Regions from separate parts of the Homo sapiens genome. Here all the other regions are linked to region 1. The links are chromatin contacts, found by Hi-C or POLR2A ChIA-PET in ENCODE. All regions are on one chromosome and are shown on one strand. The core of a region is the stretch at or near the end of the contact, and the rest is flanking DNA. Distances in the headings are between cores, read along the strand shown. Region 1 holds the start of STRIP2 (striatin interacting protein 2). Region 2 holds the start of CCDC136 (coiled-coil domain containing 136). Region 3 holds the start of CALU (calumenin).

Region 1 (2,700 bases), core at 186-2,685:
ATGCTATTCAAATGGTAAGGCAAGGTCTGGGATGCCAAAAACCTGGTTTCTAGTACCAGCTCTGCCACTTGATGATGATGATGATGATGATGATAGCAATATACTAAGAGTTACTATGTACTGACTAATTACATGCATTGTGCCTGCACTGTGCCAAACATTTTATAGTCAATTATCTCATTTTGACTTTATCACAACCTTCTGAGGTAGGCAGTGTTAATCTCATCTTACAGATGAAGAAACTGGAGCTCAGAGAGGTTCCGTAATGTGCCGAAAATCACACAGGTAGTAAATGATAGGGCTAGGAGTCAAAACCTGGTCTGACTACTCCAAAGTCTGGTGTTCTTGACCACCAACTATGCCAGATGTCTGATCTTGGGCAAGTCACTCCTCTTTTTTTTAGGTCTGTAAAATGAAAGGGTTATACCAGATGATATCTGCAGACCCTGCCACATCTGATATTTTGTCGTCTATTCTGATCCCCGCTCAGATCCAACTGATGGGAACTGCCTCAATGAGGGGATAGGGAAGTGATAATAATTCAACGCTTTCATCTTCATAGATAGGGTTTCTTTTTTCAGGAGAGGAGGAAGAGATCGAAATATTCACACTCCTATCTGTATCCTGCGACTGCTCCCTCCAGATAGCCACTCCAGGACTGCCCCTGCCTGAATCCCGTCTCGCTCAGCCCTCACAGGCAGGGGCCTGATGTCCGCGGAAGGCGCTCCCGAAACGGCCTAAGACTTACGGGGGGAAGGGGACGGGCAGGGAACGGGCAGAAGTCCCTCGGCTGGCCCAGGGGCCCGCCGCAGGCAGCCTGGGAGGGGGACTGCGGTTGCCCCACTCGCCAATCCTGCTTTCCTGCGGCTGAGCTCCAGCCTCCCACCCCTCAAGCCAGTCACTTAACCTCTCCGCTCCTGTTCCCCCGTCTATAAACTGGGATCGGAATTTCTGCTTCAGGGGGCTGCAGCGATTAAGTGAGATAAATATTTGGAAAGTATCTGGTCCGCTCAATACCGCGCTCATCTTCGCGCAGCGGGGGAAAGCCAGAGGGCTAGAAAGCCCCCAACCCGCGGCAGGAGACGGGCGGACACTGGTCCGGGCCAAAGAGCCCAGAGTTCAGCCGCTAGGACCCCGCAGGCGCCCACTGCGCGGGGCTGATCGAGCGCGCCGAGGGCTCCGGGGCCGAGGCCGAATCACCTCAGCCGCCGCTTCCCGCCGGCGGGCGTCTCCGGGCCCCAGCCGAAGCTTTCCGGGCTCCTCACCTCTGACTCCCGCCGCTGGCTTCGGAACGCTTCGCGGCCCTTGGGCGCCGCCTGCTTCCCTTTGCCGCCGCCGTTGCCATTGCCATTTGCGGGCGGGCCCCCGGTCCCAGGCGCGGCGGGGTCCTCCATGCTGCTGGTCAGCGGCTCCCCTCAGGGTTCAGCTCGCTTTGCCGGAGGCGACCCTACCGCCGCGCGCCGGGAGCCAGGCCCCGCCCCCTCCACCTCTATTGGTTACGGCAGCTCGCCGCAACCCCGCCCCGCGAGGCGATTGGCTGCTCGACCGGCCGGAGCGGGACTCGAGGAGGTGGGGGCTCAATGAAGAGATTTTTGAGGGGATCTTTTTAGTCCTGCGGCATTGCTGGCGGACGGAGACTCCTAGGTTAGCTACAGGCTCCACACCTCGCGAAAGCTGGGCCTTGAGATCAGGCGGGTTATCTCTGTGCTCCTCACTCGGTGTCTCTCAGCTCTCACCCCCGTCCCTGTAGCGACCTTTTCCGGAGCTCTAGTCTCCGCCTACTGCTCCACAGCAGTCTCCGTTTCCCTGTTACCACCGACCCGGCCCCCCATATCCCGGCTCCTGCACACGTCCCATATCCCGCTTAGTCTCAGGGGAGGGATGGCACCGCCAGGTGGCCAGGGACATCGCCCGAAACGAGGGACTCGCTGTCTCTGGAAGCTGAGAATTCTCAGCGTTTTTCTGAAGAGAACGCATCTCGCCCGGAGCTAGGGCTTGGCTGGGAGACTGGAGGTCTAAGGGTGGGATGGGGGAGTTTTTCCATCACTGAAATTGGTGGTGCCCTCGAGGGCTGCTCCTGTCATCTGCCCTTCTCTGCTGTAGGGGGCCTCTTCCTCATGGTGTGTAAATGTTGAGGGTAGAGCAAGCCCCCACCCTCACCTGCTCGCCAGTCCTTTCTTTCCTTCCTCTCTCTTAGATGCTTCCTAAGGGCTCATTGTTACTGGGGGCAAAAGAGGCTGTTTGATCTGCCCTCTCCTGAATTTAAAAAGTAGCTTGTAGTAAATATTTAGACAGTCTGGCTTGGTAATAGAAGCCCCAAAGACGTAGGCTCAGGGGAACAGGTGGGACCAAATCGCTGTCCCCAGCCTGGTTGCTTTAGGAAGGGTCTGGGGGATTGTTGAACTGAGCTTGGTGCCAGGCACTGCAGTAAGCGCTTTCCAAATATCACATCATACCTCTCCCCGACAGGGTGTTTTTACGAATCCAATGTTACTGATGAAGAAACCGGCACTTGCAGATTCCTCCCTGCGGTTTCCAAGGTATCATATTCTATCTTGTCTCAGGGTCTTGCCTATGCTGTTCTCTGGAGGAGACTGTCTTCTGTTCTCCTGGTTGATTCCTTTTCTCTCATAAAGATTCTAGTTAGTTGTCACCTCCTCCTCCTCCACAAAGCTTTCCTTTTAGCCCTCAACTCATTCA
Region 2 (2,700 bases), core at 45-2,544, 640 kb after region 1:
GTTTGGTGCTGGCCCCCAGCCTCTGGTTGTGAGCACCCGCTCCTTTACTGCAACGCAGTCCCTATAAATAGCAAAATGTTGTCTGGATGGTGATTGTTTGCTTTGTTTTAAAATTCTGAATCTCTGGTCTTACTTTATCTAATATCAGCAGCCTTAGGTTCAACTGGGACCCTTCGTGCCATCTGTCCCCCTTAGGGGGAGCAGGTTTGCCCATACTGAATGTGCAACGTGCAACACTTCACAGGAAGTACTGGCAAATGGACCAGCGTCCTTCCAGGGGCCTGGTGTTGGCAGCAACTGCCAAGTCACATGGGTGTGGTGGGGATACACGTGTGTTGGGAGGATGGCCTCACGCGCCCCCTCCTAGGCTCTCTCTTTCAGGCAATAAGGTATCCTAAAGAACCAAAGCCACAGGCTTCCATTCGAAGTTAATGTTGGTGGCCCCAGAAAGACAATTCACATGCCCAGTTCCTTGCTTTTTAAAATAAGAGACAGCTTGGGATCTGGGTCGGCAGGCAGTGAGGACAAACCCCCTGCTGAAAGGCTGCTTCAAAGCTCTGTCCAACAAGGCCTCTTTCTCTGTCTGGCAGCTCCCTCGGGACACATAACCTGGTTAGCTGGGGGGTGATTGGGGTCCCGAAGGGATGCATCCTGAACTTCTGTCAAAGCCTGAGCCCTGGGAAGGGCTGGAGCTCTGAGCTGCAGGAAGAGGGGCTAAGATGAACTGAGGGAAGGGCTGTGTCCTGGCTCAGAGGCCTGGGGGTCAGAGGGAGGAAAGAAGGGAATTAAGGGAGGAGGGGAGGGGAAAGAAAGAAGCCTTTTGGGAAAACTCACCCTCCATAGCTTGCATCCCCCGTCGTTCCAGGGACCCCCAGCGTTGGCCCTTCTTCCTCTCACAGCCCTCGGAAGCCTCATAGGAGCCTAGAGTGGTCACTGTGGGTCCTGAGAGCAGGGAGAAAGGAGGGGCTGGGGGGTGGGGGGCTGGCTGCGGGCTGGGGTGCAGAGGAAAGAAGGGGACATGTCTTCCAGCTCCTCGAGGCTCTGGGATCTGTAATCCCAGTGGAGGTGCCTGACTCACTCTGGCGGCTCTGCGACTCCTCTCTCTCGGCCACCTCTCAGCCCTGCCTCCCAGCCTCCTCAGAACCCGCTGTTCCAGGACCCTCTTGCTTGCACAGAAAGAAAGAGGGGGTGTGCGTATTTAGTCCGGGGGGACAGGGAGGAGAGGGCCAAGACTGAAAGAGGGCGGGAGCCAGTGAAGAAGAGGCTGAAAGGCTGAGGTGGCCTACAGATGGAGGGAGGGAGGAGTGGGGGGCGTGCGGGAAGGGGTAGGGCTGCGACCGCTCCCCTCCCCTCTCCTCCCATTCTCTCGCTGGACCTTGCCCACCCCACCCTCGCCCCGCGCTCAGGAGTCTCCGGGGCTGCAGGAGGTGTAGGGTCTGCAGTCCCGAAGGCTGGAAGCACCGTCGGACTGAAGTGGAGAGACGCGCTGGGGAGGGACCACCAGGCAGGATGCGGCCGGTGCGCGGAAGCCTCAGTCCCAGGCCGGAAGGATGGAGACCGGGCCCCGGTGGAGGCCAGGATGGAGGGAGGAAGACTTTGGGCGGAGAAAGGGGAGCCGCGGAGGCCGGGAGCACCTGGGGGTCTGGAAGGAGGAGGGATGGAGGAGAGAAAGGAGGGGCGGTAGACAGGTGACGGAGGGGCGGCTCTGACCTGGGCCCGGGCAGCTCCAGCCCGCGGCTCCCGCGCCGGCTCCGGCGCCCGCCTCCATGACCGCTCCCGCCGCCGCCTTCCGCCTCCCTGAGCAGAAGCCGCAGCCGCGAGCCCGGGGACCCGAGCCGGGTGCGCAGGGAGGGAGGGAGGGCGGACGAGGGGGCGGGGCCTGGCCGGGCCTCCTGACACCGCCCCCCGCCGCTCGCCGCCGCCCGGAAGCCCTCCCAGCACTCGGGAGCTCCGAGCCCGTGCAGGGGGCGGCGCGGGAGGGTGAGCGCGACCCCGGATACGCCCCAAGGCTCTCCCCTAGAGAGCGCGGGGAGCCGCGGGGCCCGGACAGCGTCAGGAGCTCCTAGGCTTATGGCTGCCCCAAGAGGGAGGAGCGAGATCCCCTGGTTCTGGCGGCGGGTCCCCCCGGGGTCTGCTGTGCCCAGGGACCCTTCTGCACCAGGTGTCAGGGCCCGGTCATGCTCAGCAATGGGGACGGCAAAGGACGAGGTGGGACTGTTTCCTCCAAAAGCGCAGACACGCGCGCCCCTCCTTCCCTCCCTCCCCCGCCCGGCCGGCGCCCCCACCTAGCAGTCCGCGCTGACTCCGGCCCCAGGCCCTGCCCACCCCTGCCCGGTGGCCCCTCGGCAGCCTGGGGGCCGGAGGAGGGAAGTCGAGGCCCGGATGGGCGAACGGCAGGGCCCTGACCTCTCCGCTTTCCGCGACCCCCCACCGAGCCAGGGCCAAGGACCCTCTTAGGAGGAGCCCTCCGGTGGCCCCATCAAGCCTCAGGGCCGGAAGACCCCCTCTCCTCCGCCCTGTCTTCCCTTCCGGTCCCACACCCGGTGGGCTGCGAGCCACGCCCCCACAGTAGCCCGCTCAGAGTGGGCACGACTGATGTTCACTCTCGTGGAAGGGAGATTTGGAAGCCCAGGGGGCTTATTTCACGTCTTCAACCATTCGTTTATTCAGGCTATGACTACTGGGTGCCGGCTCTTGAAG
Region 3 (2,700 bases), core at 9-2,508, 700 kb after region 1:
CTCATTTTCTTGACAAATACAACTTAGAGGTTATATCTGGTCCCTCATTTGGATTATACTATATAAATTCTTCAGTGATTACTGTCGTTTGGTATTTGGTTAATTAAATCTACTGAGTGAGGTCAAACTTGCATTTGTCTTGTGTCAAGTTCCATTCTATGGCAGACTAATTTAACAGAGATTCCAAGGTTCTCTGCCTCCAAGCTGAATAAGCTACTAGAACAAAAAACAACTAGAAGCCACCTTATTCCCAATTCATTAACGTTGACTTCATGGTCCACACCAGAAAATGAACGCAACTCAATTCTCGAAGACACTATTCTAGAATTTTATACACTTAGGAATTCAGATCACAGGCTCAAAAGTTTTAGCAGGAGACCCACGGAGCTTGGGCCTTGATGCAAAAGCAGCTTTTGAAACTGCAAGCCACTCTACGCTTAATCGCGGCAGCTATAGGGAATTAAGTTTATTTCTGACCGCAGCATGCTAAAAATCAGTAGGATATGGGGCTAGAAGCAACAAAAAACGTAACAAAAATTAATTCCCCAATAAAGCTTTAAAAACTATTTTCCGTCGCTAACTGAAGTACGTAGCCAAATATGGAAGCTCTAAACATTCAGCTTTTCTTTAAAATCATAGATATCACCTAGTGTCGTCACTCGTTCTCTCCCCCCTTGTTTCTGCACCCTTTAGGTGAGTGAACACGACCTTGGCAGATGCACCCTACTGTCGGGATGTGGCCTTGGGGCGGAGCTGGCAGATACAAGCAGGATGGTGAGTGGAGGCGGCAAGGAACTCTTACAATAACACTATCCAAATGCCCTCCGACCTTCCGGAGGCAAAAAATGACCCTCTGGTGCCAGAGACTCGGTGAGTGGCGTGACCTAGAGATGGAGGACCAGGACGCAGCAAACCAGGCACAGAACAGTACCCAACGGGACAGAGTTCCACCGGACCAGCCCCCTTCCCAGAGCGCGCGGTAAGACGGGCGGCGGCCTCCATCCCAGGCTGCACACAGAGGGTCCCGGGATCTCCAGCAGCATCAGGCCTGGGACCCGGGCGCCAGCAGAGACAGCGGCACCGAGTGAGGCAGTCCCCTGCCGCGCCAAGAACAAGACCGGGGACAGAAAGAAAGCGAATAAAGATGAGGCAGTGGTGAAGGGGCTGGGCATCACCGTACTTACCTTTCCTCGTAGCCCCCACAGCACAGGATGCCGTGGCCGCCGCTCACCCACCGGCTCAGCTCACGCGCGCAAGCACCGCCCAACCGGAAGCGGGTCCGCACCCCGCCCTCATCCGCCTCGCCGGCGGCCTCCCGACCAATCATCAGCAAACCCGCCGCTGTCGCATAGCGTCCCCGAGTAGCCATTGGTCTAACAATCGCATAGCCGGGATTGGCTGGAAAGCGCCACGTCCCCGGGACCGCGCCGAGTTGCGTGGAGCGGATTCCCGCCCAACTCTCGTCCCCGGGATTGTTGGGACGGCGGGCTCCAGCCCCAGCCCCAGCCCCAGCCCCGTACTGCGGGTGGCGTGGGCGCGGCCGTGTGGCCGCCACGTCCCCATTCACAGCTCATGACTCTGCTTCCACAGGGCTTCTTAGACTATCCTGCTAGTTATCTTCATTCCCACAAGACCACCAGGGCGGAATTAATCCGACTGAATCAGTCACCAACTTTATTGAACAATCCCAACTTTTTCTTTCCCTTCAGCGCTGCGCCCTGCGCTATCTACAGGAGGCTCTTCAGTCTTTGGCACCAGTGTATCTTTTAGCTCCATCTCCCAACACTCCCCCTCATCTTGCGCTCTGGGCACCATCATCTGTTTCCTAACAACCGGTCCTTTTTCATCTCTTAAGATTTTTGATCAAGAGGCTTCCTCTGCCAGGAATAAGTGCGTTTTCCTGATTTTCTGCCTTGCCAATAGAAGTCCCAGTTCAGATGTTAGCTCTAGAAGCCTTCCCTGACCTCACTAAGCATAATTCTTACCTTATTTACCATCATAGCTGTTTATAGCTTCAGTACACTTTGCCAAATTCTGCTATAAAATGTAGCTTATCCATCTGTCCTCTTCTAGAGTAAGCTCCTGGGTAGGTATCTGTCTATTCATCTTTATATCTGCAACTCTGAGCTTACTGCCCAGCTCAGTAATGTTAAGTGAAGGGAATGGGCCGAACCCGTTGCATGTCCCTGAAAATTTAATTTCATGTCATGAAATTAAAACAAATATCAAATAAAGGCTACTATAGCTTCAACACAAATGGAATGTAAACCTGTGGCATTCTTAGCACATAAAGCCTCTGTAGTTTAAAATCAAATTGAGACAAGTTGTAAACTCATGAAACAGTTAAGCTCATGAAAGCAAGCTAGTTACTGTCAACGTGAAAGGTTTACAACTAATCCTTCTGGCATTCAAAGGAGTGTCAGTGACCCTTGGTGGTAGTCAGGGAAGGCTTCAGAGGAAGATATGACTAAGGCTGGACTAAGGAAGTCCCAAATGGACTATTCAGCAAGAAGAGTAATAGGAATAAGGACAAGTGGAGGGCAGAGTGGGAGGTAAATTCTCAGGCCAGGTAGCAAATGAGGAAGGTTAAAAAAAGGGGTGGGGGGAAACAATGAAAGAAAAGCATGGATAGTAAGTTTGGAGAGGTAATGGAAGATCTTGTCAATTTGAGGAACCTGAACTGAAGACAGTGGGAACTGT

The links. A loop is a pair of places that touch in the nucleus more often than their neighbours do. ChIA-PET counts read pairs that join two places held with the same protein, here RNA polymerase II (POLR2A). Pooled maps may share reads with other maps.
Region 2: a loop to region 1 is called in a pooled map, with 11 times the contacts of the local background. The contact joins the promoter of CCDC136 here to the promoter of STRIP2 in region 1. A Hi-C loop is called at or near these places in 6 of 50 pooled maps. POLR2A ChIA-PET finds 5 or more read pairs at or near these places in 2 of 52 experiments (PC-9 and naive thymus-derived CD4-positive, alpha-beta T cell).
Region 3: a loop to region 1 is called in a pooled map, with 9 times the contacts of the local background. The contact joins the promoter of CALU here to the promoter of STRIP2 in region 1. A Hi-C loop is called at or near these places in 8 of 50 pooled maps. POLR2A ChIA-PET finds 5 or more read pairs at or near these places in 2 of 52 experiments (PC-9 and activated T-cell).

The regions. Positions count from the first base shown.
Region 1 is chr7:129,433,167-129,435,866 of GRCh38, reverse strand. It overlaps STRIP2 (striatin interacting protein 2), which reads right to left and starts at 1,435. Exons shown (of 21, transcript NM_020704.3): 1 at 1,266-1,435. The coding sequence starts at 1,394. RefSeq lists a silencer at 1,076-1,555.
Region 2 is chr7:128,790,562-128,793,261 of GRCh38, reverse strand. It overlaps CCDC136 (coiled-coil domain containing 136), which reads right to left and starts at 1,294. Exons shown (of 18, transcript NM_022742.5): 1 at 835-1,294. The coding sequence starts at 850. RefSeq lists silencers at 1,911-2,179, 1,718-2,187.
Region 3 is chr7:128,737,917-128,740,616 of GRCh38, reverse strand. It overlaps CALU (calumenin), which reads right to left and starts at 1,258. Exons shown (of 7, transcript NM_001219.5): 1 at 1,185-1,258. RefSeq lists an enhancer at 922-1,021 and silencers at 1,302-1,441, 1,512-1,651.